Regions from separate parts of the Homo sapiens genome. Here region 1 is linked to region 2. Evidence: chromatin loops called from intact Hi-C (ENCODE). Cell type or tissue: sigmoid colon. All regions are shown on one strand. Each heading gives the region's core, and the rest is flanking DNA. Links, peaks and the distances in the headings are about the cores only. Region 1 holds the start of TBC1D22A-AS1 (TBC1D22A antisense RNA 1). Region 2 overlaps TBC1D22A (TBC1 domain family member 22A).

Region 1 (4,380 bases), core at 233-4,232, 54 kb after region 2:
CACTCACGTGAAATGTCCAGAAGAAGCAAATCCACAGACACAGAAAGCAAATGAGAGGCTGCCTGGGGCTAGTGGACAAGAGAAAAGGGAAGGATGGGGAGTGACTGCCAATGAGTATAGGATTTCTTTTGGGGATGATGAAAATATTCTAAAAACAAAGGTGCTGATGGTTACACTACTCTAAATATTCTAAAAATCTTTCAACTTTACACTCTAAGTGGGTAAACGTTATGGTTTCTAAACTGAATCTCAATAAAGCTGTTTTTAAACAGCAGTAGTAAGTAAAGTTGCATGGAGGTTGGGAGTGGGTGGGGGACAGAAGGAAGGAGAACGGTGACTGCTGGAGTCAGATGACGGGCACGCGGGTTCTTCGGACAATTTTGTTGACTTTGTGTTTGAAACTTTCCATCATAAAAAATTATTTAAAATAAAGTTGCAAGAGGCTGTGGTCCACTGAGTGCAATCTTCCCCAAGCACAGAAACATTCAGGCCCCCATTTCTGAGGGAGGGCAGGGAGCTGATGTGACAGTTTGCTTGCCACTATTCTTCAGCCAGATTTGGCAGGTCGCTAGCAAGATCCCCACTATCAAATGCTTTGACCAATTTTCAGTCTCCATCCCTATGAGCTCTGCTGACCACTCCCTCCTTCCTGAAGTTGTCCCCTCCCTTGATTTCTGTGATACCTCAGGCCTGGCCTTTGTCTTACCTCTGAAACCACTTCTTCTCCATTTCCTTACCACACCACCATACCTCTCCCCGGGGCACACACTGGTCTGGCAGCCTGCATGCACACACACACAGACCCTCTTCCTTGCCTCCTGTCTCCACCCACATCTTCTCCAGGTCCCCTGTGGCTGGTGGGTGGCAAGGGTGTGGCTGATGGAGGACATCGCTGTGTGGGTTCCAGGAAAGCTTCCGAAAACACATAGGCTCAGCTGAGGCGTGCTTTGGCCTCGGCCCTGCACCCTGCACCATCTCCCTCTCTCCAAACCTAGGACAGGGACAGAGCAGAGATGCGGCCACCATTTTAAGCAGAGGAAAGCCACAGGCAGCAACAAAGAAAGTGACAGTAACGATGATCACAAGAGCAACGCATACTGGACACTTACTGCGTTCCATACCTGGTTCTAAGCTGTTTTTGCCTCGCTCAGTGTTCACACCAACCAAGGGACTGGTGCCATTACGATCTCCATTTCGTGTCCACTGCAGAGATCACTGAGGCACCAAGGCCGCCTGCAGCTCTTCAGGGGCAGCGTCTGGATCTGGACCCCAGCGGTCAGGCCCCAGAGCTGCATTGCATCCTTCACAGATCCCAAAGGCGGCCCTCAGCAGCAGGAGCCACCTGGACTCTCAACGCCCAGACTCCGGCATGGGAGAGCGCCATAAACCTCCCTGTGGGACAGCCCCATTGCCAGCTCCTCGAGTCACAGACAGTCACAGCTCGGAGACCCCTGACACATCAGAGAGCCACTGGATCCTGTGACCCGCTGCACTCCACTCTCCCCAGACACACACATCCACAGCCGCGACTGTCAGCAGCCATTTCCAGGCCGACAATTTCCAGACTAACCTCCACTGCAGATCTCCTGCCAAGGCCCGGATCCCAACAGACTCTTCTACTCAATCACTGCCGACAGAGCACACTCAGCACATCCTAAATCAGAACCCCATCCCGCCTCCTCAACCCGCTCTTTCTACTCCACGTCTCATCCTGGTAAACGGCACCACACCCCTCACAGGGCCAGGAATCTAGGAGGTGACTGGATTTTTCCTTCTCGTTCACGCTCCCCTCTACTCACACCAAGCCACCTTGGTGCCCTCACAGCAGCCTATTTGACATCCAGGACCAGGCCCTCCTCTCAGGCCCAGTCCTCCGTCAGCGAGTCTCCTGCCTCCACCGGCCTCTGGTCTGGGCCTGCTCCTGTACCCCTCAGTGTCTCTAGACCAGGTGTCACTCCTCTGCTGTTACAAACTCTAAGATGCCCTGGACCCTATGTTATTCTCATCCTAGACCTGCCTTCTTCCATGGCCTGAACTAAGTCCAAAGTAGCACGTGCCTTGCTGTTTCCTCTCAATTCTAAAAGATTAGACTAAAAAGTGTGTCTTCCGCCTGTTCCTAGCTGAGTGTCGTCTCCAATGGCTGTGCTAACTGGAGTCTCCTCCACACTCTGCCCGCCCCATGGGTCAAGGACGCAATCTGCAAGAACAAGCACGCACGCTTGGCTCTGATCTGGAATGGGCACATTCAAGCTTCAGCAAATGTATCACTATGTGCCTCTAGTTTCTTCCCCACTCCCTAAGGCTTCAACCTCTGAAATTTATGAGCTGCGAAACCTTCCTGGCATAGAGAACTTCTCCATGATCGATCTCTCCCATCACATTATACCCTCTCACTTCGTTTTCACTTGTAGAGTTTTCTCCCCAAGCTTCGGTGATGTCGAACTGGCTGTATTTACTGGACTTCACTGTCTTCACATGCTTTGCACACGGCTGCCCCTGCCTCTGAGGTCACGCAAGATCGCTTGACCTCTTTCTCCAATGACAGGCACCTCCAGGGCCTGAGCGAAACTGGTGGGTGCCACTCAAACAAAGGTTGATTACAGATTTGTTCCCCATTTGCTTGGAGAGGTTGAGGCTAGCACTAGTGAGGAGTGTGCAAGTGGGTTTGTGTCTCTGTATGGTTATGTATGTCCGCGTGCACGTGCCTGCACGCCTGTGTGCACAGCATGTGTGTGTGCAAGAGCATGCCCTAAACATGCATTTACAGACTCTGCATCCATCAACAGCAGGACCAAACTGCCCTTCTCAAATAGTGGTGAGCTCCACGAGGACTGCTGGGATGCATACCATGTATTCCTGACTCAGGCCGGCAGTGTCCTGGCACCCATGGAGACCCATCGAACCCTAACCCACCTCTGAGCACACCTCCACACAGCTTGAGCATTGCTCCCCCACTACAAACTGTTTCTCTGACTCTGACATCCTGGCCAGCCTCCTGCTGAAGATGAACATTCTCCTCTGTGCTGGGAAGCAGTTCACCTAGTCGACTGGTCTGCCTTCAGACCAGGTCCTGTGTGTCAACCTCAACCACAGCAGCTCTCATTAGTTGCTTAGCAATGAGACAACCTCCTATGAAATCATAACTGGAAACAAAGTGTCAGAGGGGTTGCAATACAATTCACTACATGCATATGTCCTCATCCTCGGGGGATGATCTGTCCTCGGGTAAAGCTCATCTCTCCAGATTACAGCAAGGATGGGAATCTGAAGCCCACCACATCCTTCTTTCCAAGTCAAAGAACGTAACACTGAGAGGGCTCTGAGTGCCAGCATGTGCAGAGTTGGAACCTCCCACTGACAGCCAGAACGATGAGCCACTCCCGAAGAGCTGCTCCTACTCAGGACCAATGCCACACTCCAGGATTCCCCACCTCCCGTGAAACCAGTGGGAGCATATGGCAGGCCAGGATCTGTGGATCTTTACAGGCTCTGGACACATGGCGAACACACATCCCCAGAAAGAGCCCAGCTCCCACTCAGGCATCACAGATCTGTCTGCTGTTGCCTGAAAGCCCCTGGAGAAATCCCACACCCCGGGGATTTCTTAAACCTTTGATTAACTGGGATGCTATCCTGTACTTCAAAGAAAAGAGGAATATCCAAGTAACAACACAAGCTCATCCCCAGAACCAGGCCAGCTGCAGCTCTCAGGAGGTAGCCACACCCGGGCTAGTGCCACTGGCAGCTGCACCAAAGGTGTATGAGCGGTCACATGATAACCTGAACGCTGAGGCCCAAGGACTGGCAGGTGCTCAGGTGTCGAAACCACAGAATCCCATTACCAGGCTCTGTTCTCTGAAGGAACAGTCAATCTTGAAGATCTTCACTAAGCAGAGCATCTGAGGTTTACCGGCTTGAAGACCCAGCAAACTAAGAGTTCAGCAAACCAGAATAGCCTCTCTGGAGGGCACCCGTGCCTCTGCCGGTGCTGGACCCTGCGGGTCCCTGGTCTATGAGCTTCCCCAGAAACCCTCCAATCTCATCCACGCAGCTGCCAGAATGAATGTTCAAAGATAAGAACCTGAGCACAGTGGCTGGGGGTTTCGCACACCCCTGGGACTCGACCCCAAGCTTCTCCTTCTCAGCACTGCAGCCCAAGCCGCCCTGCCCTTCCTCCCAATGCCACTACTTGTCACTGCACCTTGGATTCCAGGCCGGCCCTTCTGCTGCCCTCTCTGAATGCCCGGCCTCAATCTAGCCTCCTCCTCATCCCGCGAGACATGGCTAAAACATCACCTCACCCTGGAGGCCTCCCCTGACCCCTATAAGGGGACAGGTCCCTACAGCAGCCCAGGCTTCCTCTTGATAATGTGAATGTTA
Region 2 (4,380 bases), core at 154-4,153:
TGGTCCCAGAACCCAGGTCCCTAAGTGCTCCCTGAGGACCCAGAGGCCCACCTCACATTCGTGTCGTGTACAGTCCTATCCCATCGCGCTGCTTCCCCAGTCGCAGCCCTGCACAATTGCTAACTCACACTGAAGTGTGTGACTGGAAGAGACGAGGTGACACGCCACCTCCCACGGTTCTTGGTTCACCCCAGAACCAGCAGGATAAAAGGGCAAGAGCGCCTCCGTGTCTGACCCTCCAGCAGGAGTGAGCAGCTGGGCGCTCGAGGGCCTGGACAGGGAGGCAACAGCCCTGGACACATCCAACATGGCGGGACCTGCGGGAACGTGGGAGGGTGGGCGGATTCCAGCCAGTTCGCACATCACTCCTCTCTCTGGGGTGCTGGGGGTGGACCCTCAGTCACTCCATGGGTATTGCTTTGATTTGGTTCTGGGTTTTGTAAACGGAGAGATAATTCATCCGCCATAAAATCCACTCTTTAGCGTGTGCGACAGAGTGGTCTTGAGTAGGGTCACAAGCGTCACCGCTAGTTCCAGAGCCTTTGCATCACCACGGAAAGAAACCCTGGACCCTTCAGCAGCCGCTCCCCACTCCCCACCCCACGCCTGGCAACCACGAACCTGCCTCTGTCTCTATGGAGTTGCCTATTCTGGACATTTCACACTGCTGGAATCAGGCTCTGCGGCCCTCTGTGACTGGCTCCTTCTCACTGAGCACAATGTTCTCCAGAGTCATCCATGCGGCAGCCCGTGTCAATGCCTCACTCCTCTTCACGACTGAGCCGCACCCCTACGGCCAGGCCACGCCGCGTCTCTGCATGCCTCGGCTGGTAGACCCTGGGCTGTCTCCACCAAGGGGTAATGTGGACACAGAGAGCCGGTCCCGTGGGCGGGATCTGTCCCTATACACCAGGCACCAGGCACAGACATGAGTGAGAGACCTGACGCCCTCAAGATGCTCATGAATTAAAGGGGAAAACAAGCGACTTTAAAGATTGGAAACATCAATGTTAGGTGTCGGAGTCACCCAGTGGCATGGGGAAATGGATGGGTTCCTCCTGGGACCCGGGCTTGTGAAGGACACCATTGTCCACAGCATACCGGGTGCAACCAGGCCCTCACTCTCTTGGCCCATGTTTTCACCCTAAAAGGCAGGTCCCAGTTCCCCATTCCTCGAATGCGGGGCTAGGATGACAAGTGCTGCTGGCTGGCCATGGCTCTGTCCCCTGACCCTCCTCCCAGCCGGGTGTGCCCATGACACCAGCACTCTCCTGGTGGTTCTGTCCACCCACCGGCTCCCTGCCGGGCTGCAGGCTCTCCCTCCAGCAAGTGGCAAGGTGTCTGGTCTCAAAACTCTGCTGGCGCAGGAGCCCGGGTTGACCTGAGCACACCCTCTGATGAAGCCCCCACAGGGACTCCCAGGGAAAGGCCCTGTCTCCCAATTTCCCACGGCAGCCCAAGGTGGGAGGTGTTATTTCTGCCGGTTCACAGATGCAGAAACTAAGCCTCCACGCGCTGATCAGTGTGCTTTGTGAGGCAATGGTGGGAGTGAGCAGGACAGGCCTGCCTCGACTCCAAGTCCAGCCCCCTCGTAACGCCTTTCCTACTGGAAGGACCGGCAGCAAAAGCCAAGCAAATAGACAGGAGGGTAAGTGGCCTCCCCCTGGCATCACTTCCTCCCTGGGAAAACAGTTTGGGCAGAATCAACTCAACGTTCTGCTGGCCTAGAGTGGGTCTGATTTTATTTCCTCTTCTCAGGGAACTGAATCAGCAGCAATCATCAGCAGGCTTCCTCTGAGAAGTTTCCCATCGACGTATCCTCTTTCAAGGGCCTTCCAAGCATGGAGACATTTCCTCAGAGATAATAAGAGTAAACAGGGAACTAAGGCCTCCCAGACCTTGACAGCCTCTGCCTGAGTGCACAGATGCAGCTGGGCTGTGGCAGCTCCGACTCGCAGAGCCAGGCGCCGCGTGAGCCAGGCAGGAGCCTCGCTCTCTTGGTCTGTTTAGCTGGCTTGTTATTTTATCTGAGGAAATGTCAGTGGCCTATTCTAGGTGTCATTTCTCACAATGGGCCATTTGTTACTCTTCAAGGTAATGAAGTAATGGCATTTAACTCAGAGAGCCCCCGTGGTGATTTGTCTTCTAAACGCCAGGAGAATTGGAATTACCCTTATTGTTAGAATGAGATAAATATCCCCCGCCAGAGAAAGCATCCCCCACTTTGGCAAAGGCACACAGAGTGGCACAGGGCACTCTGGACTCCAGGCTGTGACAGCGGGGTGAGGGCCAGGACAAGCTGCAGAAAATACCCACGGGCTGGTGTGTCTGGCCCCTGGGGAGATAGCCTGGGAAGGTCCAAGGCCACCCAGAGGAGCCCTGTCCCTGGGTGTATGGCCCAGGCGGAACTGCAGGCAAGATCAGCAGGTTTTCCCTGGCTTCTATCTGTTAGATGCTGATATACAAAACCAGAGTCCACTGTGGGGAGAGAATGGTCTCTGAATCAAGACTCGGAGATGGCCAACACCCATGACAGATTTTAACCCAAGACCTTCCCACTCAACGGTACACACTGTCCGCCAGGCATGCTGCCACCCATGAGGCAAGGAGGGAGAACGAGAAGGGAGCAAACTGGAACGAGGCACGACCTGGGAAGCCCCATGGCTGGGGCCTGCATTGACCAGCATTGGGATGCTCACAGCCGGGCAAGCCACAACAAGGAGGACAGGTTTATCTCCCAAAACATGTGTCACTCCATAGGACAGCAGAGATGACAGCACTGACACCAATCGAAAAAAAGATTTTTCAGGTAAGATCACAAATGAGAAAGGAAAACACAGACATGGTAATTCCAAGCAATCCCAGGGTTCAAAGGAAGAAACGCGATTGAAAGGAAAAAATGATCAATACACAGGTGAAAGCAGAGACAGGAAGCAGAACCAGATGCCAATCAACGGAGGGTGGGGCCTAATGAAATGACAGCCATGGCTGTGGCCCTGGGGGTGGGGGTCAGGCAGGGGGCGGCTCTCAGGCCCCGGGGCCTTGGGAGATCTGGGCTTAGAGATTTCTTCCTGGGTCATGAAGACATGCCCAAGCTGCCTCAAAGCAGCTGGATTCCAGGAGGTGGGTAATTCACAGGCATCCCTGGGCTGTGGGGAGGGCGAGGGGAGATGTATACAACCTCAGCTTCCTCCCAGCCAGGAAGGACCTTGACAGCCTGGGAGCCATGACAGAGATGGGCCACTGTGGGGACTTTCTACAGTGACATTTTTGCAAACACATAATTAAAAATAATGAAACTTAAACCAGCGCGTTTCCATCTGAAATATGATTGTATCTTTTACTTTTCTCATTTAATTATAAACATTAACACCAGCATGTATCACAGTGTTCTGGGACTGCATTTGGCCCTTTCTTCCCCTACATCAGTCACCACACCTCCCTACAAGGGGCAGCCCCGTCCCCTATACTCTGGGGACACCAAGTTGAGAAATGTGTCAGTCCTGACCCCAAAGAGCCCGCAAGGTGGTGGGATGGCGAGTGCACAGGCTAACCCCAAGGGAACCTGGAGGAGGCAGAAGAGGCTCCCACAGCCCAGGGCAGAAGATCAGCAGGCCCAAGTGGACCACAACAAAATGTGAAGTCATGGCACATAAAAACAGACACTGAGTTAAAAACCATCTCGCTTGCCTTCTTAGACCACAGAAAGGCTTTGGGGGATGATTTAACTAACCTTCTTTGAAAATGCTGCCCTGCTATAGTATTAAGGAAAACAACCAATTTGTAAAATAAGCCCCCCTTTATCAACAGCTCCATTTACATGGAAAAGTCTAGCACTGCATCTACAGAAATCTACACAGAGGGGCATCATCCAGGGATGCCACACACAGGAATGTCTGAACACTCCTGCAAGGTGGGGGGAGTGGGGCGGGAAATTTGCACTATTTTCTGCAGAAGGGCAGAGAGTAAAAGGGAATGTCAATTTTCACAATGAGCAGTTATTTCTGCAACAGAAAAAAACAATGTTTAAGCCACTTAGAACAGTTTAAATAAGGCCTGTCTCTTCCTCAGATAAATACCCCTAGAGCAGAAGATCCCACGGGTGGTGGTACTCCCCTTGTGAATGTTTTGAGAAACTTTCAGGGCATTTGGGGGTCAGAATGATTAGGGTGGGGGGTGCTGCTGGCATCCAGTGGGCAGGGCCGGTGCTACAAGGTGGGGATAGCACTGCACAGTCACCACGTCCAGCCTGAGACTCCACCAGTCCACGTGGATGGAGAGATGGACGAGTGGACAGATGGATATGGGTAGACGGGTGGATGAATGGTGGGTAGGTAAACAAAGCTAAGTTTTTGAAATGGAGGATATTTAGCTTGGTCA

Evidence for each region. Hi-C counts contacts between places; a loop is a spot of excess contacts. Peaks named below come from ENCODE experiments on the same cell type or tissue, not always from the same donor. Only the 100,000 strongest peaks of a DNase experiment are listed, where the experiment ranks them.
Region 1: a loop joins it to region 2, with 4 times the contacts of the local background. A loop is called at or near these places in 2 of 110 quality-filtered maps.

Annotation. Positions count from the first base shown.
Region 1 is chr22:46,914,868-46,919,247 of GRCh38, reverse strand. The region is part of intron 8 of TBC1D22A (TBC1 domain family member 22A); the gene reads right to left. It overlaps TBC1D22A-AS1 (TBC1D22A antisense RNA 1), which reads left to right and starts at 3,206. Exons shown (of 1, transcript NR_122047.1): 1 at 3,206-4,380. RefSeq lists enhancers at 3,676-4,175, 4,176-4,380. In sigmoid colon, for the core only: no CTCF peak of the experiment used is centred there; no DNase peak of the experiment used is centred there.
Region 2 is chr22:46,968,854-46,973,233 of GRCh38, reverse strand. The region is part of intron 8 of TBC1D22A (TBC1 domain family member 22A); the gene reads right to left. Among named protein-coding and RNA genes, the nearest start is that of TBC1D22A-AS1, 55 kb to the right of the region's middle. In sigmoid colon, for the core only: no CTCF peak of the experiment used is centred there; DNase peaks (open chromatin) are centred at 1,593 and 1,923; H3K27ac peaks cover 500 bases.